Linked DNA regions of Homo sapiens: all the other regions are linked to region 2. A link is a contact called in ENCODE Hi-C or POLR2A ChIA-PET data. All regions are on one chromosome and are shown on one strand. The core of a region is the stretch at or near the end of the contact, and the rest is flanking DNA. Distances in the headings are between cores, read along the strand shown.

The links. Hi-C counts contacts between places; a loop is a spot of excess contacts on that map. ChIA-PET counts read pairs that join two places held with the same protein, here RNA polymerase II (POLR2A). Pooled maps may share reads with other maps.
Region 1: a loop to region 2 is called in a map of IMR-90, with 14 times the contacts of the local background. The contact joins two enhancer-like sites. A Hi-C loop is called at or near these places in 95 of 168 maps with a recorded cell type or tissue (A673, CD14-positive monocyte, CD4-positive, alpha-beta T cell and 56 more), 37 of 37 single-sample maps with no recorded cell type and 50 of 50 pooled maps. POLR2A ChIA-PET finds 5 or more read pairs at or near these places in 3 of 52 experiments (HEK293, activated T-cell and naive thymus-derived CD8-positive, alpha-beta T cell).
Region 3: a pooled map shows a loop between it and region 2 (7-fold over the local background). The contact joins two enhancer-like sites. A Hi-C loop is called at or near these places in 4 of 50 pooled maps. POLR2A ChIA-PET finds 5 or more read pairs at or near these places in 2 of 52 experiments (AG04450 and BJ).

What each region holds. Positions count from the first base shown.
Region 1 is chrX:40,661,638-40,665,357 of GRCh38, forward strand. It overlaps MED14 (mediator complex subunit 14), which reads right to left. Exons shown (of 31, transcript NM_004229.4): 25 at 2,670-2,852; 26 at 1,288-1,523. Among named protein-coding and RNA genes, the nearest start is that of CXorf38, 16 kb to the left of the region's middle. Within about 2 kb of position 1,899, at least 3 of the 41 ENCODE cell types and tissues checked have a DNase peak (open chromatin) inside an H3K27ac peak, as active enhancers do.
Region 2 is chrX:40,792,667-40,796,352 of GRCh38, forward strand. No RefSeq gene overlaps it. Among named protein-coding and RNA genes, the nearest start is that of MED14OS, 59 kb to the left of the region's middle. Within about 2 kb of position 1,550, at least 7 of the 41 ENCODE cell types and tissues checked have a DNase peak (open chromatin) inside an H3K27ac peak, as active enhancers do.
Region 3 is chrX:41,008,059-41,011,787 of GRCh38, forward strand. No RefSeq gene overlaps it. Among named protein-coding and RNA genes, the nearest start is that of USP9X, 76 kb to the right of the region's middle. Within about 2 kb of position 2,178, at least 36 of the 41 ENCODE cell types and tissues checked have a DNase peak (open chromatin) inside an H3K27ac peak, as active enhancers do.

The sequences.
Region 1 (3,720 bases), core at 649-3,148, 130 kb before region 2:
ACTGTTATCAGTTAGGTAAATACTATTATCTGAAGAAATTTGCCTAAGCACACATTAGCAGGTAGTATGGCTGGCTACAAACCCAGGCAGCCTGACTGTAGAACTGGTGCTCTCAATTATAAATTATCTCCTAAGGCTATCAGCATAGGATAAGTTAGAAGTCTCTTTTCTTCTTTTTTTTTTAGAAGTCTTTTTTCTACGAGAGTTTTTAAAAATTCAATTGTTCATTTATTTATTTATTTATGAAACACAGTCTCACTCTGTTGCCCAGGCTGGAGTGCAGTGGCGCGATCTTGGCTCACTGCAACCTCTGCCTCCCAGGTTCAAGCAATTCTCCTGCCTCAACCTCCCATATAGCTGGGATTATAGGTGCGCACCACCATGCCTGGCTAATTTTTGTATTTTTTAGTAGACGACGGGGTTTCATCATGTTGCCCAGGCTGGTCTTGAACTCCTGACCTCAAGAGATCTGCCCACCTCAGCCTCTCAAAGTGCTGGGATTATAGGCGTGAGCCACCGTGCCCGTCCTGTTCACATATTTAAAAAGAAGCTTTTGTCCTTGTAACCATAAATAATTTTCTTCAAATTTTTTTTCTCTTTTTATTTTTTTAGAGACAGGGTCTCACTCGATCACCCAGGACAGAGTGCAGCAGCATGATCACAGCTCACTGTAACCTGGAACTCCTGGTCTCAAGCAATCCTCCTGCCTCAACCTCCCAAGTAGCTAGGACTACAGGTGCATGCCTGCTAATTTTTTAAATTTTTTGTAGAGAGAGGGTCTTGCTATATTGCCTAGGGTGGTCTGGAACTCTTGGGCTCAGTGATCCTCCTGCCTCAGCCTTCCAAAGTGCTGGGATTACAGGTATAAGCCACCACACCCAGCCAATTATTTTATTTCAATAAAGACTCAGAGTCAAAATCAGCCTCCCCGCACGGGCACTCCAGAAGGCAAATAATTACTGGTATGCTATTCTCTGCAAGGCCAGATCCTGTGCGCAGTGCTCCTGTGTGCTGCAGAAATCTATCTCCAGGTCCATGTTAGCCATATAACATAGAAGCCACAGCACAGCAAACTGTATAATGCAGAAATATGTTAACATAAGAATGGAAAAGAAAATAATGGAGTCCATTTTTAATGCCAGGTTAGGGTGAAAATCATAATTCTAACAAGCTTGTTAAAGGAGGGAAGGTGAAGGAATGTCACGTTAGTTCAGATCCTATCCTGCAGGACAATTTAGCATTTTACCCTTAACAATCACCACTTAGAAGGTCATTAGGTACCCATACCGTTTCTTGTTGAATAATTCTTTGAAGATGTCGTCTCATGATGACTGATCCAAGGAATCTCTCAAGTGGAGAACAAAGGTAACTACCTGCCAGGCCGGGCACAAGGCCTGGAGTTGGAGAGGGCAGCAGTAAAATGTTCAAGGCACTGTGAGTGAGGATGGTAGGTATGGATGCCGCCCAAGAGCGCTGAGGTAGTTTACGAGGTGGAGGCATGTTTGTTGGCATTGTTTGAGAACCTTTTGGGAAGGAAAACATGTTATGTCATTTACAAATACATACTATCTCATTGCTTCCTGTTTTGCTTTCATCATAAATCTTTGATGTTCTAAATCATTCTGTACTGTTTTAGTTACTCCTTGTGGTGTAACAATCATATATTAACAACCTGTTAGCAAAAATGGCCACTATTTTTCTCCTTCTTATATCCAGGCCCCTTGCAATGTGACTTTGCAGCAACTCCTTTAAGGGGTGGACTCTATTTCTCCACCTGAAACCTGGCTGGCCTAGTATTTGCTTCTGACCAACAGAATGTGGTGGAAGTGACACTGGGCTAGTTGTAGGCCTCAGCTTCTACTCCCTGCCTTAAAATCCTGTTGAGCCACCATGTGAACAAACCTCAGATCAAGTGTGAAACCACACAAAGCAGAGAGAAACCTTGCCATCTGAGGCCATCTAGTCCCAAACCAACCCAGCAGCTGACTACAGACACATGAGTGAGCTGCCCAGCAGAGTCTGAAAGAATCACTCAGCTGTGCTTAGTCTAAACTGCCAACCTGCAGAATTGTGAACCAATATATAACAATCATATATTGTTTTAAGCCACTAAATGTAGCAAAAGCTAACCAATAAATGTGTACAATTCTCTTCTCTGTTATTATGTGTGATATTGTGAAATATATATTTGGTCTTTGTCCTAGCTCCTGGCATACAAATCCTAAAATTTTTGGACTCTTCAAAGTGGTTAAGTGTCCTTTTGTATGCTAATGAGATGGCTGATGGCTGGCAGCCCCTAGGTAGCTTCAGGAAGGGGGCTGATCACAGGAAAGACACGGCACAATTAGAGGGTTGGTAGTTTCAGCCCCACCCCCAAAGTTGATCACCAGTGGCCAGTGATTTAATCAATAATGCCTACGTGATGAAACTTCCATAAAAACCCAAAAGGACAGAGTTTGGAGAACTTCCAGATAGGCAAACATGTGAAGGCTCACAGAGGGCATGGAAACTGCACTCCCCTTATGCATCTCTTCATCTGCATCCTTTGTAATATCCTTTAAGTATCCTCTCTCAAAAAGTAGGTCATGACTTTCAAATGTGAGGATGCAACAAGATAGGTCACTTTGGGTTATACTAAAAAAGAACATAAAAATGTTGATGATACTTACTTGTTCCAGCTCGAGGGGAATGAGAAGCATCTGGAACCGGAGAATGTAGTGAGGGGTTGGCTGGTGACATTCCAGGCATGCGTGCTGCTGGTGAGGGGCCAGACACTTGAGGAGATCCTGGCCAGTTCCCTGCTCGTCCACTTGGTGACACCATAGTGTATGGGGAACTAGGGTCAAGAGTTCCTATAAAAAAGGTAAACAAATGATTCTCAAAACCTATATTTTAATAACTGAAAATTATTTGACAGCATTCAAATCTTTACACAGTAATAATTTTATTTTTTCTTCCAATAAGATGTTTCACTGAAGCTTGATGTGTGTTAACATGTCATGCCTGAATCTCTATTTTGTGTAAGGTACTTTTTAACATGATACAAAAATTAGAAAAATATAAAGCTTGAGAGAGGATAAAATTTACCTTCACACAAGCTTCAATGTATGTAATATGTAACAATGTATGCTACTATATGCATTAAAATATTAAGCAAACAATCTCAGAGTTCCTTTAAAGGCAGAAATATTATATTTTTAAACCAACTTTGACAAACCATATTTTCATTCTACTCTAAGTAGAATGAGGAGAAGGAAATTTTCCATATTCTTTATTTAGACTACGTTGACTAAGAAATGAACCAAGACTCAAGTTTTGAAAGCAGTGACTTCCTGAACAATTTGATATTTAAATTTCACCCTCCATTGGTATCTACGAAGATATTCAAAAATAAAAAATAAATAAATTTCATCCTCCAGATACCTTCAACATATTATTTATATCCCTCTGTAACCAAATGACAAACTGAAAAAATACTTTTACCATGTATATGTCAGAGAGTAAATGGTCTTTACTTAGGTCTTACAAATGGGCAAGAAAAAACACAAGAACATAGGCAAAGCATATATAACTGGGAGGTATAAAATAAGAAACACCAAAGACCGGCTAGGCACGGTGGCTCACACTTGTAATCCCAGCACTTTGGAAGGCTGAGGTGGGTGGATTGCTTGAGTCCAGGAGTTCGAGACCAGCCTGGGCAACACGGCAAAACCCCATCTC
Region 2 (3,686 bases), core at 300-2,799:
ATGGACCAAAGAGGTTATGTGCTTAGTTAAATTAGAGGTTTCTTGGTCTAGCAAGAGATAACTGGTGAGAAAAGGCTATCCACACATCATTTCAAAGGGACTCAAACCTAGCTTTGAAGGAGTGTTTCTGACATGTAGCAGGGCTATGGGGAGAAGGGTAGTCCAGGGGAGATGAGTCTCCTGAGACGGTTTCCTGAGGTGCCTTTTGATAATATCATTTGTCTTTTCTACCTTTCCCGGGGATTGTGGTCTCCAGGCATAATGAAGATAGTACTGTAGAACCAAGTGCCTTTGAGACCCCCTGGGTGACGGCCACCTTGAACGAGGGGCCATTATTGCTCTGGAGATACTTAGGAAGTCCAAAGCAGGGAATTATCTCATTGATTAGTACTTTTATCACCTCAGAGGCTTTCTCTGTCTGACATGGAAATGCTTCTACCCAGTTAGTGAACGTATCTATTTATAGTAGGAGGTACTGGATGCCCCTTGTCTTTGGCATATGGGTGAAATCCATTTGCCAGTCTTCCCCAAGGTAGCCGCTTGTCTTTTGAGTTCCTGGCCAAAGACGCTGTCGATTAAGGAGACTGTTTTTAAGGCAGATCTTGCCACCATTAACAACTTGTTTAACTCTTTGTATTAGATTTTTACCTGAGAACAATCTCTGGGCCAGTTGATAGGTTTTATCCTTACCTAGGTGGAAGGCCTAGTGAAGGCTTTTAAGTACTTTCCATTGGTTGGCAGCTGGTAGATGAAGCTTATTGTCCTCCGATTGTAGCCATCCTGAGGACTGCAGGATGTATCCCCAAGAGGTGGCCCATTCTATTTCTGCAAGAGAGTATTGAGGTTTTATTTCTCTGATGCGGCCCTCCCAGATCAGTAGGGCTTCAAGTGGATCAGAGACCTGGGCCCCCTTGCTGCTGATTTAGCTGCTTTGTCCTCCAGCCTATTTCCCTCGGCTATCTCATCCATCACTCTTTGATGGCCTTTACAATGTATTATTGCCAGCTCCCATGGGAGGAAAACCAAGGAAAATAGTCTTATTAATTTCCTGATGGTATTCAATGGGAGACTAATTAGCTGTGAGGAAGTTCTTCTCTTTCCAGATAGTAGCATGGGCATGGAGGACTAGGAAAGCATACTTAGAATCAGTATAAATGGGCCAGGCGCGGTGATTCACGCCTGTAATCCCAGCACTTTGGGAGGCCGAGGCAGGCGGATCACCTGAGGTCAGGAGTTCAAGACCAGCCTGACCAACATGGAGAAACCCTGTCTCTACTGAAAATACAAAATTAGCCGGGCATGGTGGCGCATGCCTGTAATCCCAGGTACCCGGGAGGCTGAGGCAGGAGAATCGCTTGAACCTGGGAGGCAGAGGTTGCAGTGAGCTGAGATTGCGCCATTGCACTCCAGCCTGGAAGTGCAATGAAGAGGAAACTCCGTCAGAAAGAGAGAGAGAGAGAGAGAGAGAGAGAGAGAGAGAGAGAGAGAGAGAGAGAGAGAGAGAAAGAATCAGTATAAATGCTGTTTTTCCTTTGCTTAACTTGAGCGCCCTCTTGAGGGCAATTAGTTTGGTTAGTTGAACACTTGTGCCCTAGGAGAGGTGCACTTTCAACTATATCGTTCATATAGCTGTTGCATACCCTGCTTTATGGGTTCTTTGTTCTACAAAAGAACTCCCGTCCGTAAAGAGAATCCAGTCTGGGTAAAACAGACTCGGGGCTGTTGCAGGGGGCACAGTGGGAGTGAGATCAGCTCTTTGGTTTGTGTGGGAGCTGGGTGGGGCCTGTGACTGCCGGCTTTCCCCCACTTCCCTGACAACTTGCATGACTCAGCAGAGGCAGCCATAATCCTCCTAGGAACACAACTTCAGTGACCTGGGAATCTCACCCCCATCCCCCATGGCAGCCGCAGCAAGACCCGCCAAGGAGAGCACGCCTAGCCCTGCTCCCACCTGATGGTCCTTCACTACCCACCCTGGTAGCAGAAGGCAAAGGACATATAATCTTGGGAGTTCTACAGCCGTGCCTACTGCCAGTCCCTCTCCACACTATTATAGTTGATGCTTTCTGGAAAGCACCACCTCCTGGCAGGAAGCCAACCAGCACAAAAATAGAGCATTAAACCAACAAAGCTAAGGACCCCCATGGAGTCCATTGCACCCTCCACCACCTCCACCAGAACAGGTGCTGGTATCCATGGCTGAAAGACTCACAGATGGTTCACATCACAGGACTCTGTGCAGACAACCCCCAGTACCAGCCTGGAGCCGGATTGACTCACTGGGTGGCTAGACCCAGAAGAGAGACAACAATCACTGGAGTTCAGCTCACAGGAAGCCACATCCCCAGAAAAGGGGGAGAATACTATATCAAGGGAACACCCCATGGGACAAAAAAATCTGAACAACAGCCTTCAGCCCTAGACCTTCCCTCTGACAGAGGCTACACAAATGAGAAGGAACCAGAAAACCAGCCCTGGTAATATAAGAAAACAAGGCTTGTCAACACCTCCCAAAAATTACACTGGTTCACCAGCAATGGCTCCAAACCAAGAAGAAATCCCCTATTTACCTGGAAAAGAATTCAGGAGGCTAGTTATTAAGCTAATCAGGGAGGGACCAGAGAAAGGCGAAGCCCAATGCAAGGAAATCCAAAGAAATGATGCAAGAAGTGAAGGGAGAAATATTCAAGGAAATAGATAGCCTAAAGAAAAAACAATCAAAAATTCAGAAAACTTTGGACACACTTTTAGAAATGCGAAATGCTCTGGAAAGTCTCAGCAATAGAATTGAACAAGTAGAGGAAAGAAACTCAGAGCTCGAAGACAAGGTCTTTGAATTAACCCAATCCAACAAAGACAAAGAAAAAAGATTAAGAAAATATGAACAAAGCCTCCAAGAAGTCTGAGATTATGTTAAACACCCAAACCTAAGAATAATCAGTGTTTCTGAGGAAGAAAACAATTCAAAATGCTTGGAAAATATATTTGGGGGAATAATCAAGGAAAACTTCCCCAGCCATGCTAGAGACCTAGACATGCAAATACAAGAAGCGCAAGGAACACCTGGGAAATTCATCACAAAAAGATCATCGCCTAGGCGCACTGTCATCAGGTTATCCAAAGTTAAGACAAAGGAAAGAATCTTAAGAGCTGTGAGACAGAAGCACCAGGTAACCTGTAAAGGAAAACCTATCAGATTAACAGCAGATTTCTCAGCAGAAACCCTACAAGCTAGAAGGGATTGGGGCCCTATCTTCAGCCTCCTCAAACAAAACAATTATCAGCCAAGAATTTTGCATCTGGCAAAACTAGGCATCATATATGAAGGAAAGATACAGTCGTTTCAGACAAACAAATGCTGAGAGAATTCGCCATTACCAAGCCACCACTACAAGAACTGCTAAAAGGAGCTCTAAATCTTGAAACAAATCCCGAAAACACATCAAAACAGAACCTCTTTAAAGCATAAATCACACAGGACCTGTAAACCAAAAATACAAGTTAAAAAGCAAAACAAACAAACAAAGTATGCAGGCAACAAAGAGCATGATGAATGCAACGGTACCTCACATTTCAATACTAACTGAATGTAAATGGCCTAAATGCTCCACTTAAAAGATACAGAACCGCAGAATGGATAAGAACTCACCAACTGGCCGGGTGCGGTGGCTCTCTCCCGTAATCCC
Region 3 (3,729 bases), core at 928-3,427, 220 kb after region 2:
GAAGTTCATTCTCAGGAGGCTGAGACGAGAGGGTCGCTTGAGCCCAGGAGTTCAATGTTACAGTGAGCTATGATCATGCCACTGTATTCCAGGCTGGACGATAGGGTGAGACCTTGTCTCAGAAACGAAGTTCGTAAACTTCCTTCTCATCTTCGGCCTGTGTATTACTTTCTCCGCTCCTGAAATGTTCTGCCTTCAAATATCAGCATAGTTTCCTGCCTTTGTTCATTCATGTCTCTGACCCAACGGCACCTCCTCAAAGAGGCCCCCCCTTGACCACCTTATCTAAAAATAGCACCCATATTACTCTCTAATCCTTGACGCTGCTTTATTTTCCCTCTTGGTACTTAATCTGACATTTGGTGACATTTTTCATCTTTATATTTATTTATTTATTTATTTTGAGATGAAGTCTCGCTCTGTCGTCCAGGCTGGAGTGCAATGGCACAATCTCAGCTCACTACAACCTCCACCTCCTGGGTTCAAGCAATTCTCCTGCCTCAGCCTCCCGAGTAGCTGGCCTTACAGGCACGTGCCACCACGCCCAGCTAATTTTTGTATTTTTAGTAGAGATGGGGTTTCGCCATGTTGGCCAGGCTGGTCTTGAACTCCTGACCTTGGGTAATCCGTCCACCTTGGCCTCCGAAAGTGCTGGGATTACAGGCGTGGGCCACCGCGCCTGGCCCATTTTTCATTTTTAGATTGCCTCTTTCCCCCATGAGGGCAGGAACCTGGTCTGTTTTGTTTATTGCTATATTCCTATTATCTGGAAGAAGAACTGACACAGAAGGGGTGCCACAAATTCTTGTTAATTCTCTTCGTTTACGTTATGCAAGGTTCAAGTTCTTCCCAAATAGAATATAGCATGGAAGTTCTCGCAGGTGCTCTCTCTCCTCAATGCAAGACATGGCCACCTCTGAGATACAGTTGGCTCACCCCTAAAATGCTAAAGCCCAGCGATCACACAGGCGCACATATTAGAGCACTTCCTTCTCATAAACTTCCAGAAGCAGAATTACTAGATCATGAGCTAAACTCCCAAATTAACCTCCTGAGAGGTCAATGCTAATTCCTTTCCCATCAGCAGTACTCCATTACGGTGTACTCTGGGCCTTCAGGCAAATAATAATGATGATGATGATGATGTTGATGATGATGATGATAGTGTCCTCTTCACTCTTTGTTAACTGGAAAATAAACAGATCTTTTTAGTGGCAGGGAAACTTCTGGGTTATCAGGACTAGTGAGGTCCTGGGATGGGCTTTTAGGAGAAAAGAAGCTCTTCTGGCAGCTTCCATCTCTGAAATTATGTCCCCACCAATACTGTAAATTGTTTCCCCATGATGCCAAGTCATGTTTATTCAGGAATTCATTCACTTCATAATTCCTTTTGAGTATGTATTTTGTACGTAAACTCCAAACTTTTGCCAAGCTCAAGAATATTCCTTGAAATAAAGGAATTTGGCCAGGCATGGTGGCTAACACCTGTAATCCCAGCACTTTGGGAGGCGGAGGCGGGCTGATCACCTGAGGTCAGGAGTTTGAGACCAGCCTGGCCAACATGGCGAAACCTCGTCTCTACCAAAAATGCAAAAATTAGCCAGGCACAGTGGCAGGCGCTTGTAATCCCAGCTACTTGGGAGGCTGAGGCAGGAGAATCGCTTAAACCTGGGAGGCGGAGGTTGCAGTGAGCCGAGATTGTGCCGTTGCACTCCAGCCTGGGCGACAGAGCGAGACTCTGTCCTCCCCGTCCCCGCAAAAAAAAAAAAAAAAAAAAAAAAAAGGAATTTATAACTATCCTGGCATTTAGCAGTTTACAGGGGGGTTTCACTTCCGTTTTCTCATTTGGACCATGCAAAAGCCAACTGAGTACAATTCTGCCCATTTTACAGATGAACAAACCAGAGGCACAGAGGAGAGGGATTTGCCCGAGGCTACACAATACCTGTGAGTCACAGCCAGGACTAAGGATCCTGTGAGCTTCTCAGCACATGCCACTCCTTCCTACAACACCCTGCCAGGTCCACCACCTCCGTAAGTGGAGAATCTTAACGAAGGGCGACCTATGCACGCACCTGACTTCTGAGCTGAGGAACAGTAGAATGAAGGAGTTATTTTTAAATGGCTTTTACCGAGCCTGTGATGTCATTTCATTGATCACGCTGGGAGATGCGGTGCTGAGTTGTGCTATGGCAACTCGATTAAGGCTGGGAACTCCATTTCCTAGAAGCCCCTCCCTGCTGTGTTTCCGGGTTAGAGTTGGCCAAAAGAGAACCTTGTGCAAGAATTGTAGGGCGGAAGGCGAGCAGCAGTCACTGCCCCTGGCAGGTTTCCCGTCAGATACAGTGAAGGACAGAAACAGAGGGGCCCTGAGAGGCCCTGCAGCTCCCGGTTTATCCGGCTCTCTCCTCTGCTCCCTCCCAGCTAACATTTCCTGCTGTTGGCTCTGCTACCCAACAGCTGCCTCGGGCCCACCACCAGGGGCTTGGCTGTCGCCCCACATGGGGCGGGAGCTACGTAGAGGCCACAGCTCCCATAAACCTCTCCACGAACTCCCCCTCCGCGGCCCTGCTTCGGTGGCTAGATGTGCTTTGGCTTCTGGAATTTTCCTGCAAGCTCTGATTTGTCCAACTGCACCAGTGCTTCCGGCAACGGCTAGTGACTCTCTGATCTTCTGACTCCTCCTTCCAGACATTCACTTCCCCAGCTCTTCCCACAGCTGTGAACGGTTTTATTCCTAGAATACTCACAGTGGCTCTGTTTCCCTGGCTGAATCCTGTTACGATACTTACAGATTCTGCTTTACATGAAAAACAGCATAAGAAAAAAAAAATGTTCTGGAGTGTAAGGCAGAATTCCACCTGATACTTAGAATCTATATATCTCATGTGCTTGATTTATAGATTGGATATGTGGGAACTAAGGAAAGAAGATTATTCAATGAACCAGTGGAGGAAGAATCGTGTATGCTTTCAGTGTAGACCAAACTGGGGAAATAGATGAGAAAGGAATAACTGAAAAGACATAACCTTCTTTATCTTGTTTTTCTAAGCTCAAAAGATGGAAGAGGGGAAGGAATTGGTAGTGAAGCCATTTTTGTAGTCTGGAAATTTTCTGTCAAGTTTTACATAATTCCTTAGGGCATACCAAAGAAAATAATCAGTCCTGTCTACCCTCTAAGTAACTATCTTCTCTTGAAAGAGAAAGGAGTGATTCTTATTTAGGAAATCTAGTTCTTTAAATATAAAATACGAAATTGAGCCTGGGCAACATAAGGGAGACCTTGTCTCTACTAAAATTCAAAAAGAATAAAAATTAGCCAGGGGTGGGGCGCAAGCTGATAGTCCCAACTATTTTGGGGGCTGAGGTGAGAAGATCGCTTGAGCCCAGGAGGTTGAGGCTGCAGTGAGCAATGATCTCACCGCTGCACTCCAGCCTGGGTGATACAGTGAGACCCCATCTCAAAATAGATACATTAATTAAATTAAATGTGAAATTACACGTGAACAGGAGCAAACCGATGTTCAAGGATTCTTAAACATTATAAAACCAACAGGACAATATCTACCTGGTTAATGCTGAGGTGAATAGTCAAGGCTCTAATGTTAATAAATAAATACATCAAAGATCTTTTCCTTTCTCTTCCTTATTGTAGCCTCCTCTCTTTGCAACAGAGAAAGGAGGTCTTAGAACAGTTTCCAGTGGAGAAGAATTTTGAAATTCAGCGTT